Linked DNA regions of Mus musculus: all the other regions are linked to region 1. Evidence: chromatin loops called from intact Hi-C (ENCODE). Cell type or tissue: left cerebral cortex. All regions are shown on one strand.

Region 1 (8,000 bases):
AGTTTTGTATCTGGGAATAGGAACTGGATGAAATGAACATAAGCAACTTAGTCCAATTCCTCAGCTACTCAGTGTGTGCTTGAGAGCCTACTGCAGCCAGTGGCTGTACTTGTCATCAAGATGTCAATGAAAAAAGGACGAGCCAATGCATCCCCCTAAAAGCACAAAAAATACGTCTATTCCTTATATATTCCAAAATGGTGAAGACAAAGCCTAAGAGGAAGTAGGTGGGTATCCCATGGATGGGGGAAGGACATGAGGGGGGCCAGCCCATAGATGTGAAGAGGGAGTCCATTTAGAGGAAGCCTGTGAGAGGTGTGTAAGAGAAGACCTACTAGGAGCAGTGGAGGCCAGCTATGGTTGGCCTGGCTTCTGGCTTTGAGGGACGATCAGGAACAGGGCAAGATGGAGGAAGAGTGTGAGCTGGTCAGGACCAGTGGGAGTGTGAACAGAAGGAGAATGTTTTAGGATCGAGCACAGATGCACGAGAGGAGGATGGAGAAGTCCTAAGGAGGAGGAGGAAGATGAGAAAGCCTTTCTCTCTCCTCGAGGCCAGATGGGAGCCTTGAGCTCAGGAGGATGTGACTTGGCAGGCTTTGTCAGGGTTGTCGAGGATGATCAACGCTTTAAGAATGAATAGAAACCTGTGACTGCAAAGCTCTGAACCAGCCTTAGAGCAATGAAGGGGAGATCTTGGCAAGAAGGCTGACTTTCCCCTCTTCACTGCCATTCTGTGTCTGCCTGCTGCAGAAGGGCAGGGTAGGGGTCTAGTTTGGGTGTTCAGCTTTTATTCCCGAGTACCCTCTGACTTCTTTTCCCAGCCTTCTTCCCCATCCATGGAGGTGGAGGTTAAGTGCATCCTTGAGGCTCTCCCAGAGAGGTGATGGTTATGCTGATTCACAGCCTCTTGGCTTTAAGGAGCTTCCAGGAAGCTCCTGTCAAGGGCGTTAACGTCCCTGGGGAGGAGAATCATCATTCACCAGGGGGAAAATGGATAGCTTGCGGCTGTGGGCTCTTAACCAGGTTAAAGCTGCAGGACACAAGATGAGTGAATGCGCTTCACGCAGGGAAGAAGGAGCAATCTCAGAGAAGGGAGTGTGAGCACGTGCAAGCCAGCTCTCTTCTCTCTGTGTGTGCATCAGTCATGGAAAGGATGGTAGGTGAGGGTCCTTCAGTGTGCAGCCTTAGTATGCCAAGGGCAATGCCCTTCTTTCTTGATTTGTAAAAAATGTCTGGTAACGAAAAGGGAAGGGAAGTAGAAACATGCTCCTTTGACTTATGAAAGGATGAATTATGAGAGAGAGAGAGAGACACAGAGAGAGAGACAGAGAGAGAGAGACAGAGAGACAGAGAGACAGACAGAGAGATTGAGAGAGAGATAATAAGACCTTGATTTACCCAAGCAGAGAAATTGTCTTGCATAGATGCATAGACCAGGGTTTCTTACCCTCTCCATGAGCATCACTTTGGAGTGGAATTTCTTGTGTTGGCTTCTAGTCTATGGATTATGATCTATTTAAAAGCACCTGCCCTCACAACTCCAGCCTCTGTAGTTTGATGTCAGTGGCATATTTCCAGATGTGATGAAAACATCTCTGGACTGTGACAAAGTTGTCGCTGGGCTGGTTGAGCCTCACTGGTTTCATGAGGGTGGCTGGTGAAGTCAGCACTTTACTTCATATCCTCTCTAACGGTGTCCTTGGATTTAAAGCTGAGTGGCTGGGTGCTGGGGATGTAGCTCAGTGGTAGGGAACTTGCCTAGGATGTGCCAGGCCCTGGATTCTGCCCTCAGAACCCTAAAATCAAACACAAACCAAAAAAATAAACAAACAAACAAAAAAACAAACAAAAAACCAAAAAACAACAACAACAAAAAAACCACACTAATAGTGTCTTTATTCTCTGCTTCTGGGGTAGCAGGCTTATTCTAAGACAAGAGTGCCTGTGTTTTAAGTAACACTTCTTGTGATTCTTACATTCTGGACATCCCATCATAAAACACAAGCCCGAAAGGCACACACCAAATATACTGCACTTCCTGATTGCCAGGGAGGGAGCGCGTTCTTGCTCCTCCTCTCCTGGATCCATGCAATAATTAGCCAAAGTAAAATGAATATTAGCCCATGCTTAGCTGCCTTACTGTGAGCTTGCCAGCACTGACCCAGTAGTGCTAAACCAATTATTTTTTGAACTTTATGGCTTTAAATAATCCCTTGCTCTAAAATTCCCTGTACCCCTCAGCTACTTAACCACAGGCCCCTCTGCCCTAAATCCTTTTCTTATACTTTGTAGCTTTTTAAGCAAGGCCCCTCTTTAAGAAGACATAATCCCTTCTCTGTAGAAAACATGAAAGACCTTGAACAAATCAAGATTTCTCCATGGAGAATTCAGTTAATCCTGCGCTTATTGCCTAACAAGGAAATCCATCTCTCCACCAAGCACGCCATTACCCGGACTAATGCCTGACTTGAATAACAAGCAAATTATTGTGCTTTTAATTGTACCCTGCCTGGTCACGAAGCACATCTGAGAGAGGGATGTGGCATCTCTTCCCGAGAAACAGGTCAAGCCTCTAATCCTCCTTTTCTTTTTGCCTTCCCCTCCCCCTCCAACCCTTTCTCTTCCCAGCAGCAGAAGGGGGGAAAAAGACAGCTAAATTATGTTTAAAATGGAAGAGCTAAAGAAGAAAAAAAGGCAGTAAATACTGACTTGGGAGAAGGAGAATTATCCTCTGTCTCTGCGGTGTGGCTCATTTGAGAACAATCAATGTTATCATAACCCCATTACCAGAGGGCGATCTCTCTCTCTCTCTCTCTCTCTCTCTCTCTCTCTCTCTCTCTCTCTCCCTCTCCCTCTCCCTCTCCCTCTCCCTCTCCCTCTCCCTCTCCCTCCCCCTCCCTCCCCCTCCCCCTTTTCTAAACCAGACTCCTAGTGCATCTGTGCTATTGACAGTTTGGGCTGGATAACTCTCTGCTGTGTGTGTTAGTGGTGGGTCTCTCCTGAATGCTGTAGAACGCTCAACACCTTGTCAAGTTGTGTCAATCCAAAATGTTCCAATATGATAACAAAGACTCTTGGATGTCATGCCAGTCACCCTGATTGAGAGTCACAAACCAAACCCAACATATTGCGATGGACTGGTTGTATATGATCGTCCATCTCTACACAAACGCTAATCAAATCAGGATTTTTTTAAAACTGGAAACCAGGGAGGCAATCATGTCCTTCATGTATGTAGAACAGAATGAAATAAAAGGCAGCCGAAGCATTTGTTGTCAGGAATAGGGGAGTTGCTTGTTTCAGGATCCAGGATGCAAAAAGACTTGGCATTTGATCCTCAGTGCACAGACAAGTGTCTCTGAATGCAGGAAGCTTTTGAATGCCCCTCCCCATCTTGCAGTCTTAGAAACTGGGCTTGTTTTGGGTGGGAGAAGGATGATATGAAGGTTTACAGCGTAAGAACCATTACCCAGAAGTGCTGATACCCAAGATAGTTGAGGTCGGATGGAGAAGTGGTGAGCCTCAAGCTCTTTCAGACAATGCCAGCCAACCATCCTGAGACCTGGAAACCAGCATCACGGAAAGCGCCCCACAGCGGAAGTATTAGTCACGCGCTGCACTGCACTTAGAGTTGCAACCTTAGAGGAAAACGCCGTCTTACTCCGAGGTACAAAGAATCAGCTTATTTTTAGAACTTACTAGAAGCTTTGTTGTCTGTCCTTTAGTGGCCTCGAGCAAATATGGGAGAGAAAGGCATTGCCGTTAACCTCCGTGACCAATAGATGGCGGTGTATCTCTTCCTGAGAAGCCAGGCTTGGCAGCAGCTGGTAAGACCTCCTTAAGCTAAGGAAGACAAGTGCCACTCGGTGTCCTCTGGAAGACAGGCATTTCCTCCCATTGTTGGCACAAACAGCTCCAAACAATTGTACTGACCACACACCTTCAAGCCACATTCCGGGGTGCTGCTGGCTGCCCTGGAGTGAATGCCAGGAAAACGAACCAAGCTGCTAATTTGCTTGATTGGGGGGCGGGGGGGGGGGGGAGGGGGGGAGAAGGAGCGGGAGAAGGAGGGGGAGAGGAAGATCTTGAGTAACAATGGGCATGATTTATTTTTCCAACACGAATAGGGGCAATGCTATTTTAGCCCCTCTTCCAACTGCTGAAGTAAATGAAAGCAGCCACCTAATTAGCCGGAATCACTAGCTAGCAGAGGAAAAATTTCTGCTGCGACTCAGGCTGGGGTGGGGAGTTGGGAGAACCGGGTGTGATGTTGGAGGAGGAGAATGGGTGGGAAGGAAAAGGAGGCCAGGCGAACAGAAGGCTTTTGTAGAGCCCCTGGCTGCCTGCAGTCTGTGGGCTGAGCTGGCCCCGACCCTGAGAGAACAAGGGAGCTGTGGTTCTTCACATTCATCTTCTGCAGGCGGAAAAAGCATCTGCTGCAAGACCGGTCTCTGAGTTGATTTTTAAAGTGCTACCGGTGTAGATGAATTAGCTTGGGAAAGAGAGTCCAGCCCTGTGTCGTCTGGCTGACCTGCTGGTGGGCTGTACCAGGACCCCGCAGGAAGGCTCTCTGATGCACCATTAGGGACATTTCAGGCTGATCTGAGACCAAATTTGGCTGTTGGTCAGGAATGAAACAAATACCTAGTTATAGACTGATCCTGACTAATTGTCCTTCTCTAGCAGGACATATGCGCCATCCCTACAAGGGCAGTATCAGGAACTATCAGCACAACAATGGGCAGGTAGGCGCTGTTGAAATCTTCCACTTCACGAACTGAAGTGCTAATTTATTTGTTCAGGGATGACTTTGGTTTTTTAGTTCGATATCACTCTAATTGAAATACTTCACTAATGCGATTTATCCCAACTGTAAACTGTCAGTTCCCACAGCTGTTGCCTTTTTTCAAGCAATCTGGCAAATGTGTACGGCTAAAAACACAACCTTAGGAGATTGAGAAGGAGCCTGCACAATTTTCTTCCCCCCCCCCTCAGCTGGCCCACATCACCCCTCCCCCCCCAGCCCCGCCCCTGAAAACCTTTGAAACCACACGCTCCTTTTCCATAGCCACACCCACTTCGATTTTGGACAGATCTGCTGTGTTTGGCTGATCAATGTCTGTCCTTCGTCTTCTAGACTTGTACCTGGTTTTCCTCAGGGGACATGTGTCTTTAGTGAGGTGGACTTTGGTCTTCTGTGCTGGGGTGGTGGACATGTTATCCAGATGTAATAAAAATCTTTATATTTCCACCTATTTTGGGCTCCTGATGGAGGGTCTTGCTCAAATTAGCAAAGCAACAGCCATAAAACCGAAAGGAGACCCAGTTAACTTTGAATTTTAGATAAACGATTATGTTCTTTTATTAAAGTGTATCTGAGATATTATATGGAACACACACACACACACATACACACACACACAAACCTGTTGTCTATCTGGAATTTAAGTGTAACGAAACACTGTATATTCTGCCCCATGATGCTATTTCTTCCTAAAGAAGTATTTGACCTAAATTGGTCAAACTAGAATCAGACTAGGACTTTTACAATAGCTTTAGAAAAAAATATGCTTAAATAAACTCAAGAAAAATCAGTTGAGCTACTGAAGAGGGAGGACCTGTGCTATGACTGTTAGTGGCTATTTCTCCTACTGTGTGGCAGCCAATGCCATGAAGGACAACCATGTCTCACTTGACCAGGTGGGTGAGCTGCTATTGAAGCTGGCCCTGTGCTCAGAGAAGAGAAGGTGACAATGGCTATATAGAATCACAGCTTTCTGCCTCTTGAAATAAGCCAATAAAATGTCAACCCTGGGTTGTGCCCACTGGGCACAGCTGTTTAGTCAAGAGAGTGTTGAATGGATGTCAGACAGTGCAAATAGCTGATGCCAACAGAACCCTTCTATTATTGCTCCTTCCTTCCTTCCTTCCTTCCCTCCTTCCTTCCTTCCTTCCTTCCTTCCTTCCTTCCTTCCTTCCCTCCTTCCCTCCTTCCTTCCTTCCTCCCTCCCTTCCTTCCTTCCTTCCTTCCTTCCTTCCTTCCTTCCTTCCTTCCCTCCTTCCTTCCTTCCTTCCTTCCCTCCTTCCCTCCTTCCCTCCTTCCTTCCTCCCTCCCTTCCTTCCTTCCTTCCTTCCTTCCTTCCTTCCTTCCTCCCTCCTTTCCTTCCTTCCTTCCTTCCTTCCCTCCTTCCCTCCTTCCCTCCTTCCCTCCTCCCTTCCTCCCTTCCTCCCTTCCTCCCTTCCTTCCTTCCTTCCTTCCTTCCTTCCTTCCTTCCTTCCTTCCCTCCTTCCCTCCTTCCTTCCTTCCTTCCTCCCTTCCTTCCTTCCTTCCTTCCTTCCTTCCTTCCTTCCTTCCTTCCTTCCTTCCTTCCTTCCCTCCTTCCCTCCTTCCTTCCTCCCTTCCTTCCTTCCTTCCTTCCTTCCTTCCTTCCTTCCTTCCTTCCTCCCTCCCTCCCTCCCTCCCTCCCTCCCTCCCTCCCTCCCTCCCTTCCTTCCTTCCTTCCTTCCTTCCTTCCTTCCTTCCTTTCTGTGAGCCTTAGTTCTTCCTCAGGACAGTGAATGGAAACGAGGGGGAGCTATGCTTGTGAATGAATTTGAGACTTGAATTTCCTGCCTCTCCCTTGCTTGTTTGTATGACGTTGGAGTCATCGTGGCTTTTACAAAGTTAAAATTTGAGGTCTGAAAGCCAGTTAAGAAGCAGCCCTTCCCGACAAAATGGGTTCAAAGACCCATGGGATAGAAACATCTGTCACAGGACCTCCAGTAGGCAGCCCGAGAGACCTTCTCCCTTCAGGAATGTGCTGCATCCTTAGTCCTGGAAACATGACGGGGTGGTAAGATGATGCAGAAAGAACAGAAAGGATAGGCACGGGGACAGAGAAAAGCTGGGGTCGAGTGGGCCATGTGCCCTCTGGAAGAGTGATGCTTACAATGACAATGAACGTGCTGAGCCCCCAGTGCTTTTACACGTTGTATATCACACAGGAGAAAAAGTTCACTAGTCTTGGTAGAAGGTTTCTGTAGGCAGTGGTCTCAGGCCGTAAATGCTGGGGAGGAGAAAGCTGCAGTTGCTAGTTTAGTTTTTTGCACATGCTCATGAATCATTTGTAAACACTGGAACCTAGACATCCTGTCAACATTCACACTCAGACCAGAGGAAGAGTGCGCCATTCTGAGTCTGACCTCTATGGGGAAGGTCTTGCCAAATTTCCATGGCTCTGAGGCATGGGTCCTTGGCATGGCTGTACCCATGTCAAACCATATACATCTACTCAGGACTTCATTCAGGCTTCCTGGGACACTTGTAAATTCTTTCCTTTATAACTTAATCAGGGCCGGGGGACAGGTGCTGCTTGGGCCGTTGGTTGATGACGCTCACATCTGTGGGGCTGTGCCTTTTCTGGCACACCTCTGCACGTCCTGTTTCAGCACAGATCTGTTTCCCTGCGGATGAGGTTTCTGCTCAATGCTCTTCCAGTGATGTTATTTGTAGTGGGACTTTTGATGGTTGCTGAATTCCTGGTGTCTCAGTGCTATTTACTCATTTTTAATTATTGGGGTAAGACATTTCTGTCCTTGTTGGCCAATTTAAGTGAAGGGAGGAAAGAGCAGAAGGAACGCTGTTTGGCCGTGACAATTTGTTCTATTTTCCTTGGAAATTTCTGGAACTCAGAGGTAGGTATGAGATAAGGCGCTAGATGGGGATTTTCCTGTTAAGTGTGAGAAAAAGTGGACCCATTCCCTTGCCTCCTTTTGCAAAGTGCTTGATGAGAAAATTGAGCCCCAAGCTCCTAGAGACCCTCAAGGCAGTCTTGGCCCCGAGAGTGGGTGACAGGAATAGAATCCAGACTTGTTGTGATTTACAGGGCCAGGCTCCTCCTGGAGATCCTCAGGGACTTGCCAGAGGTTTCGGCTGGTCTGTTCTGAAACCCAAGGATGTATGCTACACCAGATTGGGGCTGTGTCCAGTAGGGAGGGAGGTTGGAAAAAGCAGAAGGTTT
Region 2 (8,000 bases), 1.2 Mb after region 1:
CCATTTTCCAGATTGGCTCAGCAGTTAAGTGTTGAGAAGCAAGGGTGGGGCAGAGTAGGACAAGATCAACATTTAGTGCTTTGGAGCAGGGCTGAGTATGTTGGCCCATCTGACATCTTTCAGATACATGTAACAAATTATGTAGCTCTGTCACAAGGTTAAAATGTGACACATATACACAGGCTGAAGTTTAAAATTACATTTAAAAAAGTCAGAAACGCCCTGTTTTCTCCAGCTACTTTCTCTTGATATAAAGCTGGTGAGAGAGGTTAAGAGAAAGGTCTTTTCCTCTAAACTGATATTTCCACCCTGACCCTTTCAATAGCCCTCAGGCTCGAGCACTAAACTTCTTGTTTCCTGTCCCGGGAAATGACTGCATGGATCCTAATGACACAGCAGCGTTCTATACTGAGAACACAAGGCTTGGATTTGCCAAAGCCATCAACAAGCATTTACTGAGCGAGCACCAGGTACATGCCAGGCCCCATCCATGGCACTGGAGCATAGCCCTGATTAACCAAGGCCCAGTTCCCATGGAACCTACTGCCATTTTGCCTGAAATAGTGAAAGAACATGGAACTTCCTTCCCACAGAGACACAAAAAAAGTTCCAGGGAAAGCAAATAAGCAACCTCAGAAAAACGGCGCTGTTCTTGTTCTGAGACTCAATGTCCTAGTGCAGACACGGTTATCACTCAAGCCTTCTGAGAACGATTCAGAACACTGCTGTACATCTGCGAGCTTCAGGAAATAACTTGGAGCCAGCAAGATAGCTCAACAGGTACATGCACTTGTCACTTGATCTCCAGGGCTTGTGAACACACAAACACACACACACGCACAGACTCAAATCCCCCCGCCCCCCCCACACTAAATAAATGTATAAAATTTTTCAAAATTTCTAAGAAGCAAGTTTTTTTCAAACAGGCAAAATAAAGCCATTTTGCTTAACTGATAGCTTTAAAAATGCAGTCCTAATATGCAATTATTGTTGAGCTTAAAAAAAAAAACCCTCACGTGTTCAAAATCCTCTTTATGTGAATCCCCTTTATTCTGGATTGGCCGCATTTTAATAATTGGGTATGAGACAGAGGCAAGTCCTCCATCCTCTTATTTTGGAAATTAAATTTACAGAACGGAGGCATTGTATGAGCCTCAGTTCTGGATTTTTAGCAAGACTACTGCAGTCTTTCTTTGCCTCGGTGTCCTCAGTGGCCAGTACTAGTGAGGCCCACAGAACGCCTTGAATTGGGCATTAAGCTACCGGTTCCTCTGTCGTGGAAAGCGCTATCATTAGGAAAAACGTTTTTCCCACATTTGTTGAACCAACAGCACCGTATTAGCCTGCACTTCGAGTTAAGGTGGGACTCAGAAATGAATGTCCCAAACACAGCAGCCTTGGCTACAATCCTGCTTGACTTTTTCCGAATTCTTTTGATTGCCCAGGGGTCAGAGGTTCCTTAGCTCAGCCTTAAGGCTCCCAACACCCGCCAAGTCTCAAAACTGCCTCGGGCGGGCTGCCACTCCCGGGTTCTGACCCTCTTCCGTAGGCCATCACAAGCCCAAGGCCCGACGGTCCACACTCGGACCCTCTTTCAACCCCGGAGTAAGTTGACTGGTGCCTCTAAAGAAAGGGAATGTCAAGAGTCTGCCGGCCGGGAAGCTCTGGGACCGGCCCAGTGCACGCCTCCCGGCTGCGGCTCTAAACCGGGCCGACGGCGTCCGCGCTCACGCGGAAAATTATGCCGGCTCCAGCAGCGCGTAAAATGGATGTGAACCGCACGGAGTGGGATCAGCGCGATCCTCCCTCTCTTGTCTCAACAGGGGTTTCGGCGCGTTGCACAAGGCCGAGCTTGTCTCTTTACGGAGACATCGGGCCCTAATTAGTGCGCACCCCCGCGCGGTCGCCAGGCCTGGGCTCCGCGTCGAACGGGAGATGAGCCTCGGAGGGCGTCTTCGGACCGGCCTGCAGTCTCACCGCCATCGCCGCCGAAACCTGCTTCTAAAGATGCAGCCAGTGCAGCAGCGACAGCAGCCGCCGCGGCTCGCCACCCCACGTTACTTTGATTGACAGCTGAACAAATGTTTCCGCGGTTCGAACGCTCGCACTAGGGAACAGCGGCCAGGGCGAGGCTCCGCCCCGGGCGGGCCGCTGCGCCCCGCCTCCGCCAGCACCAATTCTTTGCAGTTATTGGTCGGAGCTCCACGCCACGCCCTGTCCCCACGTGGGCCTAGCCTGCCCGGCCCCGCCCTCCTGGCTTGCCATTTGTCAGCGGTGAAATGATGGGCAGTAACACAGAACCGCGATTAATGTTCAGCCATCTCCGATTGGTTGATGCGGCGCCCTCGCGCCGCGGGAGGGCGGGGCTCCTGGAGAGCGCCGCGGAGAGCGCGCGGGGCTAGCCGGAGACTGTAGTCAATCTGGAGGCATCCTTGGCCACAGTAGCCGCGCGAGGACTACATCTCCCGGGATGCTCCTTGGGCCCTCCGCGGATGGTCGTGAATATGTATCAGAATGTTAATGATTAGCTGCTGCTAAATTTGGTCAAAGAAGTCACCTACACAGAGCGCGTTGTTAGAGCTGTTCCGAGCGGGCGTTCGGCTGTTGGCTGCCTTCTTCCCCCTCTTACACACTCGTGTATTATTTTGAGGTGGTGTTCGCAGAGTTTGAAAGAGAATTTTAAAAAGCCGCAAGCGTTTCGCTCTTTTATTTTTATAATCCCCTTCAATTTGGGGCTAAAAAAACAGGAAGGAAGAAAAGGAAATGAAATGTGGTAAAAGAAGCTAAAAGGTGCCTTTTAAAAGATCGTTGCTGTGAAGTGAAAAAAAATCTCCAGAGAACCCCCAAGCGCCGCGAGACCTCTTCCGAACCAAAGGAGTTTGCGCTCGCTCTCAGGGAAGAAGCGACCATTCATTCCGAGGAATAGCAGCCAATTAAAAGACAAATAAAAAAAGTTTGGAGTGGGGCGCGAGCAGGCGGGCGGCGCTCGGCGGGCGCGGGGCTCGGCGGGCGCAGGACGGACGGTGCCCGCCGCCCTCAGTGACGCCCGCGGGGAATGCGGAGCCGGCCGCCCGCGCCCAGCCGCCGCGCCTGCCTGCCGCCCGCGTCACGCGAGACCCGCAGGCCCGGGACGCCGCCGCGGGGCCCTCGAAGCGGATGAGCCGCGCGCCTCTGCCTGGCGCAGCCAACTAAAGCGGCGTGGATGATTCGCGACCTGAGCAAGATGTACCCGCAGACGCGCCACCCGGTGAGTGGCGCCGCGCCCGCAGCCCTGTCCGCGGCCGGCCGCTCCGAGGGTGCGGGAGGCGACCGACTTGTAGCCATTTTCTTATTGTTGTCTCTGAAGCCCCGGGAAGCAGCGCGCCGCCGCTCTCCGCCCGCGCGGCTCTCCCGAGGGGGGCGAGCCGGGCGGCGCGAGTCTGCGGGGTGGAGGGCGCCGGCGGCCACAGGCCGGACTCGCTCTGCTAGCTGACGGCCGCTCGACGCCATGGCGCGGCTGCCTCCGACGGGCCACTTTCGATTCCGGGTAGGGAGGGATGGGAGAGCCGGGCCGGGGGCTCGGGGGTTTGGGGGGTGACGGGGGGAGGCGGAAGCCAGGCTGAGAAGCTGAGCCGAGGGAGGCCGCCCGGAGGCACCGGGACCCCAGCAGGCGAGCGAGAGGCGGGAGCGGCGCGACCAACCCCCCCACGTCTCGGACCGCGGGCTGTCCACCCCCCACCTGCGATGTGGGCTAATTAAATATTTTATTGTTGTTCTTTAGGCACCGCATCAGCCTGCTCAACCCTTCAAATTTACAATTTCAGAATCCTGTGATCGGATTAAGGAAGAGTTTCAGTTTTTACAGGCTCAATACCACAGGTAACGATATTGACTTTAGCTGATCCTTCTGTTTGCTTAGCTCTTGTCTTACCCCCTTCCAACACTACCCCCCTCCTCCCCCACCCCCCCACAAAGGTATTACCATTTCCCCCCTGTGGGCAGAAAAGGCAAGTCAGGGCCTCTTTTTCCTTTAGGCAGGTGTAAAGAAATTAAGCATTTTCTTCTCCGGTAAACAGAAAAGGAAGCAGAACAATCGAAACTGGGGAGACTTGGAAAACGCTGAGGCCAAACTTTCGATATTGATTTATTGGGTCAGGAGGCTGGAAGGTTGGGAAGATTCTGGGGCCCTTTGACTTCTTGCTTCTTTATTACTCTGGGCTGCATTTCTTCCTTCTACCATCATGGCATAATTTAAGAGCCAGGGAGTTAAGCAGTGAGCCATTTCATTACTTTTATTAAAAAAAAAACAAATAATAATAATAAAAACAGGACACCCCCCCCCCCCAATGCTTTTGTGTTCAACGCTCTTAGACTTGGAGTGCTTTTGAAACATGTTTGTTTCACCGGGTCCTTAATGATGCAGAATTCTTATTGCAAGAGCCCAAACAAGCTGCTGGACCAGATCAACACCTCCCACCCCCACATGCTATTCAACTTGTCTGTATTTTTTGGAGGGGGAAAAACAATTTGTCAGGAGACCGTGTTGATTCTGATTTTCATTAACCTCATAGAATATTAATGATAGAACCTTCCCTGTGGCATTTTCATGGACCTAACTTTGCTTATATATATATATATATATAATTATTAGCGATGTTTATTTCCTTGTTTTAGTAAGTGAATTTAGTGAAGAATAGTCAATTCTGGGTGAAGTCTCAGAATTCAATTGGGTAGAGGGTTTATTTCTTTAAGACATAAACCCCTCTTTCCCAACCCCCACAGTTTAACCTTATCAAAGAGGCAAGTCCTGGCTGGTTCTTGTCACTCCTTCCTCTCTCCTCCCTTTCACTAGTAAAGTGCTGTTTGATACCATTGATTTGACAATAGGAGGTGATGATTTAGAGGAAACGACGTGGATTTGGAGTTGGAAGGATACGCGTTAAGTTCTACACTGTACTTAGTTGATTTTATGTCTTGAATAGTCTGAAGCTGGAATGTGAGAAGCTCGCCAGCGAGAAGACAGAGATGCAGCGGCATTATGTCATGGTAAGAAAACTGTGTCACAGATTCAAAGTGCTCATTAGCTTGGGAGACTGAAAGCAAGAATACGTTTTAAATCGCTGGAGGCTGCAGGATCCATCACAGTGGCCCTGCCAGTGTTGTTGAGGCTGTGGGTATGTGTCCATTAGCAACCTGTAATTCTAGGTGGTTACAGCTTGGCTTCGACAACCAGCTTTGATTTAAATTTTCAAAAAGTTCAGTTGCGTGGGGTATAATTTTCTGTGCTTTGTTTTTACAGATTTTTACAAAAGTGGAAAAAAGAACTCATTTATTTTTTTTGTTTAGTCAGAAGCAAAATGTTTTTGTTAGTGGTTTTCTTTGTTGTTTTATTGCTTTTGCTCCAGTTGTAACCAGACAGCTTTCCTATACACTCTTAACATTGCATGCACTGTATGCCTTTTAATTAATGATTCGGATAGGAAATGACACCAGACCCCTTCTCAGAAAATTTCCCACTCCTCATGTTAATCTGTTTATATTTTTCTGTGCATGCCTTCAATTTCTATAGTGTTATTTTGGTTCTTAGGAGCGCTGATTTGAGCTGCCAGATTTTCTGTACTGTAGTTACACGCCCATTCAGACAAATCAAATCTATGTTTACAGAAGTATAATGAAGCATTTTTATGATTCAGAAGTATGTTTGGGGTTGAAAGAGCTTGCAGGCTGGTGCATTAATTTCCTACCCAGTTCCTCTGCTTTGCATGTAAGAGTGAGTAGTCCACTCTAAGCAAGAAACCGAACTCTGAGGAAACATCACCTTTTTCCAACAGTTCTTTCAAAACCTCAGCATTTGTATGAGATGCTTCTGCTGTGCTTAGGAATTAGGAGTCACGTGGAACCAAATTTTCATGACTTTTTCAGTTCATTTGCTTATGATGTAGAAAGACAGTTGTACAAGTTAAGAATGCTGCGTTTTAACATTTTTATTAGTTTTGAGAGTTTTTCTCTTGGGTGTGTCTTAACATGGCCTCTAGTGTTTTAAAGAGAGCAGCAGTTGGGCATCCTTTTTATTTATTGACTGGGGTATTTTGGTTAAGGTGAGGTCTTTGTGCTAGTTGCCTTGTTTTCCATGCATTCGGGCAATTTGAGTTTACTGGCGAGATGATTTGAAGGATACAGGTTTAATTGCTTCTCCTTCTTTGACAGTATTATGAAATGTCCTATGGGTTGAACATAGAAATGCACAAGCAGGTAAGTTATTTCTTTATAATCATTTTATGTGACAGTCATACTCATGTACTTTGAAAAGAAAATTGTATATTTTGTGATTTTTTTTTTTTCTTTTGTACATTTGAGATGTCTACCTATATCTTAAAAGACTTGGGGGTGAGTAAGAAGGCAAGTCTTTTGTGTGTGGTTCCTCTTGTTCCATATTATCCTAACTTTTGGAAATTTAAAATTATTAACTCAGAATGCGTATTAAACTTTTCTGCACTTTCAAAAACAGCATGCAGAATGTAGAATGTGTATTGTCTTTTTGTAAAGAGTTACCTTATATATTTCAGGCATCAAAATTCTCTTATGAAAGAACTTTCCTTGGAAAGTATTAATGAATAAAATTGTAAATTGTGTGAAACCTTTCCTGTGAAAGAACAGAGGAGTGAGCTGGGAGGATCAGATGAAATCTGCAGAGCTATAAAAGAAATTGATGTAAAAATCTGTGCACTAGTCCCTGGAGCCTACTTAGTAGATCTTACCAGGAACTCTGGCTTCGACTTCCAAAATTTGTGCAGAGTAAATGAACCTGATAGGAGGATGTGATTAATGTTAAGCCCTGGGTCTTGAGATCTAGCAATTACTTTGGGGTTGGGGGAGAGCGCATTGGTATAGGTATATGTGACTACTATAGCTGCTACAGGGTTTTGTTTTTGTTTTTGTGTTTTTTTTTTTTTTTTTTTGTTTTTTGTTTTTTGTTTTGGCTAGAGACCAAAAAAAATGATTTGGTTTAAGTTCCCTAAATGGAAAAGATAGCCATATGTATGTATGTATGTATGCATGTATGAATGTATATGTACACACACACACACACACACACACACACACACACATGTAAAATGCTATTTAGCAATAATTCCTTTAGGAAGCATTTCTTTGAAGTCATCTCCTCATGAAGGACTTCGGGTCTCATCACCCATTTCAGAACAGATAACATGTATATTTGCCTGCTGAGAAAGAAGCGATGGACAATTTTCTGTTTTCCATGTCTTATTTATTTGTGGTCAGGGTAATGTATGTACCTTCTAAGATTAAGAAGTGTGAGATGACTAGGTCATCAGGCTGTAAGGATTCTTTTAACTTAGTTATTTTCTACATGGTCAGAATGCACCCACATTAGTAGTTCATTAAAAGACATCTCTTGAACAATAAAAGCAACCAGATAGTATTTGAAAAAATAAAGTTGGGAAAATTACAACAGTATTTACATTGGTGACTTTATCTCAAGTTCTGTTTTACTCTGTATGCTATTTGGTTGTGCTGATGTTAGCATATTATATACGGTATATGATAATACATACATGTTGGAGTTTGAATGGCACATACTTACATTTATATTTTAGTATCTTTGCCATTTCTGTTTAGGTTAGTCATACATATACTGCTTAAGCAAAATGTATTCAGCTTAGGAGTGGACTCCCTTTAGCTCTACCTCCCAGGAATATTGTTACCTGATTACAGTCTGGATCTTGTAAATACTTTTGTTTGTTTGTTTGTGTTTATGTACCTTCCCAGAACTAGTTTCTCTAAAGGATGGACGGGGTGAATGCCCCTCCTTTTCCCCTTTGTATCCTTTCCTCCCCTGACCACTTAGTCTCACTTGGCCTCTGGCTTTTCTTGGGCCATCTACACCTGGAAGGGTCACATATCTTTATGTATTCATTTTGGTGTTGGGTAGATGTGAGAGCCTTTAAGTTTACACATTTTATATGACTATGAATTTTGTCATCTTCTTGTTCAACTGG
Region 3 (8,000 bases), 67 kb before region 1:
CTCTCTTTGGAACTTGGATGTTCAAGAGTCTGAGAATCCCACAGCCCCAGCTTCGTTGCAGGCCTGGGAACCCTGAAGCAGTTCTGGCTTTTCCACATTTCAGACCTTTCCCACCCCTGGAGCAGTCTCTTCCCTGTCCCTGAGGTGGTGGGGTGGGATAAGTGCAGGCAAACTCCCTGTGTTCTGCCTCCCCAACTGGCCATGCCCAGTGACAGAGCAGATGTGGCCAATGACCTCACAGTGTAGCAAGTGGGTTGGTACTGGATAAGCTTCCTTGTCATTGGTGCCTTCATGTTGGCTGGAGTTCTGATTGACTCCAGGTGGAGTGACCTTGGCTCTCATCCATTTTCATTTTAAAGAAGACATTGTTGGATTCCATCCTCCCCAGTAGTGACCTAGACATCAAAGCCAGAGGCCTGTCTGCATCATTTTCTACTTCTATGTACCATGTCATCACATACTTAGCAGTTGACCAGATGTTAATTTGTTATCCCAACATTTTTGTAGCTTAAAAAAATGGGTGCACTATGGGTATGTTTCCTGCTGTGCATGTGTGGTGTTGGCCTAAGGCTGTGGCTCTCATCTGGAGCTCTGTGTCCACCCAGTTGGTCAGCTCATCATTTACCCACTGTTGGCAGAACCCACTCCTTATGGATGCAATGAAAGGACCCCTTACTTTAATGTTTTCAGTTGAGAGTACTCAGCTCCTAGAGTCCCCGCACATTCTGTATCTCATGGCCCCACAACTTTGAAACCAACCATGGATTCTTCCAGTTACTGGAGTTGCTAGTGTCGAGATCGGGCAGTCCTGGTCAAGGCGTGATCCTGCCCATCACTTACTTGTCCCTGTCTTAGCTCCTGGGTGGTGGTCTGATAAACTGTCAGACAGAGTGAAGACTCTGGCTGATACTAAGCTTCAGCCTTTTACTTCTCCCAACATGAGATTTCATGAGATATTCCAAGTTCATGAAGACCACTGTTTCAATAGTCTGGTAGCCAAATTCAGGGGCACAGTGTCTATGTAGTGTATCTTCTTTTCTGCCAGCCTGGTGATATTCCTACACCATCTCTCTTATGCTTAGATTCTCCCTGGCCTGTCTCTGACCTCTAGACCCAGGTTTAAAGAGCCCATCTTATCCAGTCAGTCCCATGTGATTGGATGACTGGGAGATGGTATATGACACTGGAAAGGAGCATCTTTGAGCTATTTTGGAATTCTGCTACCAAAGCCAGTGAGATGACTTGATAGCTTCACTTCTGCCTATGCCTGACCCACCAGTGTCCTCCTTCCCCTCCATCATTCAGTGGTGTAGATGAAGGAGGACACAAGTGTGAATCTGACTTTGAAAGTATTCCCTAATGAAGGAGGGAGGAAGGAGGGGCAAGTCTAACATTGCTTCATGCTGGAAGTGGGGTTTCATGGTGTTTGGAAGAGTCTCACATAGATCACCTGCTTGAGACCCGACCTCAACAAGGTGACAACAAGCATTCGTGTCTTTTTTTAAGTGGCATTCTGAGTGGTCTGAGATAGGGAATCACAAATAACGGCCAGTCACCTCTGCTTATAAATACAGTGTTACACCATAGTGTTTCCTAGTCACCGGTAAGATGACTTGTCTCCATTTGAGTCACTGGGATAGAGACCTTATGGTCAACAACATCCAATGTGCTATCTGTGTCTACCCTGCTGCCTCTTGGCTAATGTGTTGCTCTTTGTCTTAGGTGAGAAACATTACTTAGAGGGCTGATGTTGTAGCTGAGTGGCAAAAATTAGCTTGCCTCACATGCATGCGGTCCTACGTACTGAAAAAAAAAATCATTTGTTGAAAAGAGGACTGCTGGGGGGGGGGTAGCAAGATGGCTCAGCAGGTAAAGTTGTCTACAGCCAAGCTTGATTACCTGACTTCTATCCATTTTACTCACAGGCTGGAAGGAGAGAGCCTGTTTCTGTCTCCTGACCTCCACATGTGTGTACTGGGACACACTCATGCCTCTGCCCCCTTCTTCAAATACATAAAATGAAAATTTAGAAGAAACACAACTTAGAGCTTGGAATAGGTCTGAATTCTGGGAAGGGTATTAGAGTTGTGTGGGGGAGCTTTGCAGGCAATTCTCAGCTCCATAGAAGCATTGCTCTCAGGCCACCCTTCCCACAGGCCGAGAGTAGAGTGTTAAGCCAGCTGTGATTGGCAGGCATGGGTCTTGCTCTTAAAACACCTCTGGACCCCTGTTTGTTTCTTTGACCTTGGCTGAGGACACAAAATGCTTACCTAGGATGACTGTATGTTCAAGAGTAGAAACATTCATTAAAGAGGCGCCACTGCGTATGCAAGGGACTCAGCCTATAAGTGAGATAGGCCTGGCTGGGCTTTGCTGATATCTGCAGTGTCCAGGCATCTTCCACAGGAGGAGAAACTTCCTGTAAAGCAGCTTCCCATTATGTGTGGCACATTGAGGACAAAATCAAGCTCCTTAGACATTCAGAATTCCCCGCAGATCACCGACTATTGCAAGAGGTCATAGCTGATTACCATACCACGAAGTCTGCGAGGGAATATTTAATTTTATGATTGAGATCCCTGGTACTTAGCAGGAAACCTCTACCCTCCCTTCTTTCTGAGGTTAATGCTTTCAAAAATCATTGCCCGATGAGCTCATGCAAATTCAGCCATCTCTAGAGTTGTCGAAGGAAAGTTTTTTAGACAAATTGCTACGCTCTTGCCACATGAATCCTCATACGATACAGGACTCCAGTAATACTTAAAGTTTCCAGGGAGTTTCATATTTTACTAAAAGGGGAAAAAAATCAATCTTGAATCTTTTAGTCCAGTGACCAAAGAATCACTTGATTGATTTTGTTCTGCTCTGCAGGTGAGCATGCAATCCGTCCCAATCTGTTCTTATTGGGTTTGAAGTTGACTTTTCCTGAGAAGTTGTAAATCAAGTGCTATGTGGATAATACTGTGATGCTAGGCCCTTGTTACAGCCACTTTATGCAGCGTATACAAACACCCCTAGGTACAGTTTCCTTCCAATGGTCTCTCCAATTCGGAGTTTATGTTTGCCACACTTGATTCTTCTTCTCGACAGCAGAGGGAGGCAAAGCTTTATGCAACCGAGCCGAGCCTTAGATCCAGGCTTCAGGAAAGAACTCACATAACAATGAATTCTGACAAGGGTGATATAGATCTGCACTTGCACACACACACACACACACACACACACACACACACACACACACGAACACAAAAGCACAATTTGCAAATGAGTTCATTTTATTTTCAGTTCTTAAACGTATCACTTTGAGAACCAAGAACAAGAAATCTGTAGAGGATGTGGGGAAGGCTTTTTCACTTTGATGAAATTTAGTGGTACCCTGAAACATTGGCTGGATAATATACAGAGTGCTTCATGGGCTGGGTGAATTAACACTCTAATCAGGCCCCATGGCTGAGTTCCAGCTAGTGGGCCCACAACTGATGGTATTTTTTGTTCTTCAGTCAGGGAAAAGCCAGAGCTACAGAAAGCTAGGGCAGTATGGATCCCAGCTGTGACTGATTTTAAGGCCTCCTAGGCAAGTGCCTTTCCTGGCTGCCCATCCACACAGGGTTGCAGCTGGGAGCTTGTGGCCTTTGTGGAAGGCTTCAGGGGGTGGAGAATTCATAGGCATTTATTCTAAGCAGCCAGCAACCTTGGCTAAACTCTTCCTCTCTATACTCTGTGGATCTGGAGGGGGCAAATGAAGAGATACAGCACCTTTGGATGGGCCATATGAAACTTTGAGTTGGTTTCACTCCAGAAATGAATTCACGAGGCAATCGAACACAACACCAAATACTTTTGGAAGCAGTCTTTGGGTGACTGGCGTGGGTGGAGCTTGCCTGCCATGGCCCCAAAATGCTACCTTGGACAAGACTCCTGACCTTCCCTGTTCTCTGTAGAATGGGGAGTGTAGTCTGATGTGCCACAGAGGCTGTTATGAATACCCAGTGAAATGTATCTTTGAAATGACCAAGAATTCTAAATCATGTATGTGGCAAATTGTGTCTGAGTTTGAGGTGGAATGAAATTTGACTGGGCCAGGAAGAGCCAAGGACTAGACTAGAGTGAAGCAGGCAGCGTGGCTGAGACCCAAAATTTAAGGAGGAGTATTCCCTTGCAGGCTGTTCTGCTGTCATCTCTGAGAGTAAGACCCTGCAAACCCATGCTTCCTTAAATGTTGTGCTCTAGACACTCTGCTTGTCTCAAGTATGATAACACTGGCCCCGATCAGGAGTAAACCCCTTGCCTGCTAACATTCCGAATGCAGTCCATATTAATCGTAGAGCAGTTCGTCTTTAGCTAACTTACATTTGCAGAGGCAAGCATGGAGAGACTATTTCTTGGGCTTACTTCCTTGTACTTTTTCATTTGTTTGCAACCTTAAGCTGGTCCTCTTGCCCCCATTTAATGGACAGTAGAGAAACATGTAAAAGAAAGAGATCTGACTCCCCGAACACACTGGAGGGCCCTCACACTTCATCGTGGAGTTGGAGTGATTCTCTTGCTCAACTGAAGATAAAATGTCATGTGACAAACACTTTGCTCCTGCTTTGCCCAAGCCTGGAGGTATTTGTTCTAGGATCTGTCTCTTTTGAAAACCAGAGGTTCCCCCCCCCCCAACCCCTGTTTCTGGTCTGCCCATCAATCTTTATTTATAATTTCTTATCTCATTTAGTAAGGCAGTTTGGGCAATAATCCATCTTTTGCAATCCCCCAGTCCAGGGCTGGGGTGCAGCCCAGAAGTAGAGTGCTTGTCCAGCATGCATGGCAGTCTGGGTTCCATCCCTGGCACAAGATGTGGGTGGGGCCACTCCCAACATAAGCGCCTTGCTCTAGTTAGTTCCATAAAAGAATCTGAGTGCTAAGAAAGCAGTCCTCAGTAAGGATGAGAGAGGGTGTCGACACCTCAGGAGCTCACTTTGCAAATATATACACACATGTGGGTATCTTCCTCAGCTCCTACTTCTAAGATGGGGGACACAGTGTAGCTGATGTATGTTAACTGGCTAATTTGACGTATCAGTGTGACCCAGGGATCTCCATTACTAGAATTTGGATGCTAACCTCATTGCCTTTGATGTCTGTCTACCTGTAGTCTACAAAGCTCTTCACTTCTACCTGTAGTCTACAGACCTCTGTGTTTCTACCTTTTCACACTTGCAAATCATCTACCGAGCTATGCATTATTTCCTTATATACCTACAAGCTTAAATGCTGGTCACAAAGGGTCGTGAGAAGGGATCTTGGGTACTGGACAGGAGGGAATATGTCCCCGCTGTTGTGTTAGAATGATCAATGTATAAATACTACTTTTTCTGCTTAAAGTTTAAGGGCCATTAAGTAAAAACTGGAAAAGCTATTTAGAAAACAATCCTCAGTAAAGCATTAGTGTTTGGGGAATACTAGCTCAGAATAATGAGGTGTCTGCTCCCCGCTGTGCCATGTAACAATCCTGCATCTTTGCCCTACTCCTAAGCAACCAACCTATGGTGATGCCAGGTCAATGCAGATGTAGCGCCACCCAGTGGCTCTCTGGGGAGGATGGATTTGTTTCTAGGACCATATGCAAAATCACTAGGCATCCTAGAGTGGGCAGTTTGCTGTAGGCAGAAGCCCTGGGTGAACAGCAGGGGAGATGCAAGGCAGTGACATTTCGGTTATTGTTAAAGTGACTCTGTGTGTTGCCACAGGCTGATGCCTGGGGCAACTCAGGCTACCGTTACTTTGGAATGAATTTGCATTTTATGTCTTACGGTACCTCCACATATTAGGACAAAGTAGTGGCAATATACCCGGAGCAAGTCATTCGCTGTTCTCTAGACAGTGCTTATATGACTTCGGGGACCTCTGCCATAACTCTGTGGTCCATAAGTTGGGAACCACTGAGATGGGATATTGGAAAGCTGAGTGCAAATGAAATCATTAACTCAATGTCAGGGGGAGCATGCTCTTTAAAAGAATCCTGGGGTGAATTCCCGCCACACCGAAGACACTTCTGCCATTCTTACTCATGAGCCAGAATGAGTCCTCTATGTAACAGATCGGCTTCTCAGGCCACTTATTACCCTTTCCCCCAGGAAGCCCCACCCTGTAATGAGCCTTGTTTCCTACTGGCGCTCTCCTCACCATCAGCAAACACTGCTTATTTCTGCCTCTAAATCTTGGTCTGTTTTTCTGTCTCTCTGAAATTCAACCTCTGCCCCTATTTCAATGCCCTTCTTCAAGCTCCTAGAGTCTTTGTAGCCAACTGGGGCCCCTGAGGTGACCTTTCTTTCTGTGGACTTTTGACATTCTGCCTCCTGAGGTCACACAGCTGCCTCAACCCTTGTTCTGGGTTTGTTGTGGTCTTCTCAGCTAAAAACCTAGATTTTCTGACATTGGTCATGCTCAGAACTCTTTAGAGCAAGTTGCTAGACAAACTGCAACACAACAGAACTTGACTGGCTGCATAAAATGAAAAAAAATAAAGGGGGGGGTGTTCTTAATTAGGTATGCGTGGTCAGGGGTGGTGGTAAAAAATTTCATATACTGGATATTCTACAAGTGATTTCAAATATTCTTTTTATCTATCAATTAAATCATCCCTATATACTTGGTTTCCACATTCATCCACAAATTATGAAGTAAAATGACCTGAAAAAAAAAACTGTTTGAAACATATAGGTTTTTCTTGTTTTTATTCTTAAATAAGGCAGGGCAGGGGCTATTTGCATAGCATTTGTGTGGGGTTGGGTATTGTAAATCACTAGAAGGCTACCATAGGTTGGAATGTGTATGTGTGCATTTATGTATTGGGGTGGTGGGCTATATGCAGACTTTACAATGTTTAAAGAAGGGTTGTAAACACCCTCAGATTTTGCTCTCCCTTGTGGGTCCTGGACTTAATCCTTTTGGTACAAAGGATGGCTGTGTATGATGTACTGGCCATGTGCCAGGCACATTCTTATTTGGCAAAGTAGAAAAAAACTCTTGTTTTTCCATCAGTGACAAATGGGCTCATTCTCTGGAGACAGAACCCTCATGCTTGCTGGCAATGGCTTTGAAGATTCTGGATTGTGTTTGTCCCCTTTGCTCTTGTCTGAGGAGTTTGCCCTCTCTGTTTCCTGCATGTGCCCTGTGGACCACCACTCAGTGTTTGCAGGAGGTAGGAAGGATTGGGGGCAGTATTTCACAAGTAACGCACAGCACACCTCGGAGACGCTTGCTGATCAATATGAAACTCAAACCAGTTGCTCAGGCAAGTGACCGAGTATGTGTGCATCAGTGGTAGACACCCAGGTCTTGCTGATGGGTTAGCCCTATGTTCTTGGCCCTGAGCCTTGGTCTGGAATGTCTGCTAGCTGAGTGCTTACCTTACTTCTCTTGTTGATACCTGTATTGTTGTGTTGGGTTGGCTTTTTCTATGTGAACTTTTTTTTTCTTTTCTTTTTTCTTTTTTTGGCCTCTGGGTTAAAAGCAGTTATTTAATGTACACAGGCCACTGGGCAACTGGTAAATGGTAGAAGTTTAGGGGATTTAATATCTTGGGAGGATTTATGCCAATTACTTAACTGCCTGAGTACCAAGTTCTTCATATTAGCTTTATAATAAGATGCGCTGGGTCCCGCATTTATCCCAAGAAGACAGGCTTACCCAAATCATCTATATTTCAGCAGGCAGTGCCAAACTTCAGGCTTCAGAAACACATTTTAGATAATTTTTGCCATGCCATATATTTTAAGTATCATTAAAAAGCCATTTCCTTACTTTAAAAATATGTGTGCAATATATTTTATGAAACCTATAACAAGTCTATGAAAAATTGATTATTTTTTCCACAGGGATACGTTCAAATGATTTTCATTCTGCTCACCCAGTGAAAAATCCAGTGAGCATTATGTCTTTTATCTTATTTACTCTCTCTCTCTCTCTCTCTCTCTCTCATGTGTATAATCACCGTGCTCCCAACAAAGAGAAAC

The links. Hi-C counts contacts between places; a loop is a spot of excess contacts. Peaks named below come from ENCODE experiments on the same cell type or tissue, not always from the same donor. Only the 100,000 strongest peaks of a DNase experiment are listed, where the experiment ranks them.
Region 2: it touches region 1 in a loop (15-fold over the local background); 5 of 42 quality-filtered maps call a loop at or near these places.
Region 3: a loop joins it to region 1, with 2.6 times the contacts of the local background. A loop is called at or near these places in 4 of 42 quality-filtered maps.

Annotation. Positions count from the first base shown.
Region 1 is chr19:15,797,829-15,805,828 of GRCm38, reverse strand. No RefSeq gene overlaps it. Among named protein-coding and RNA genes, the nearest start is that of Gm24319, 120 kb to the right of the region's middle. In left cerebral cortex, a CTCF peak has its summit at 3,778 (motif pointing right); DNase peaks (open chromatin) are centred at 3,164, 3,799, 4,318, 7,870 and 3 more places; H3K4me3 peaks cover 1,268 bases; H3K27ac peaks cover 2,939 bases.
Region 2 is chr19:14,592,615-14,600,614 of GRCm38, reverse strand. Tle4 (transducin-like enhancer of split 4) reads left to right here and starts at 2,432. Exons shown (of 20, transcript NM_011600.3): 1 at 2,432-3,247; 2 at 3,761-3,858; 3 at 4,962-5,025; 4 at 6,187-6,231. The coding sequence starts at 3,203. In left cerebral cortex, no CTCF peak of the experiment used is centred here; DNase peaks (open chromatin) are centred at 4,216, 5,020, 5,800, 6,751 and 4 more places; H3K4me3 peaks cover 4,928 bases; H3K27ac peaks cover 2,932 bases.
Region 3 is chr19:15,864,613-15,872,612 of GRCm38, reverse strand. No RefSeq gene overlaps it. Among named protein-coding and RNA genes, the nearest start is that of Psat1, 56 kb to the left of the region's middle. In left cerebral cortex, CTCF peaks have their summits at 3,084 (motif pointing right) and 5,576 (motif pointing left); DNase peaks (open chromatin) are centred at 3,102, 3,480, 5,569 and 7,042.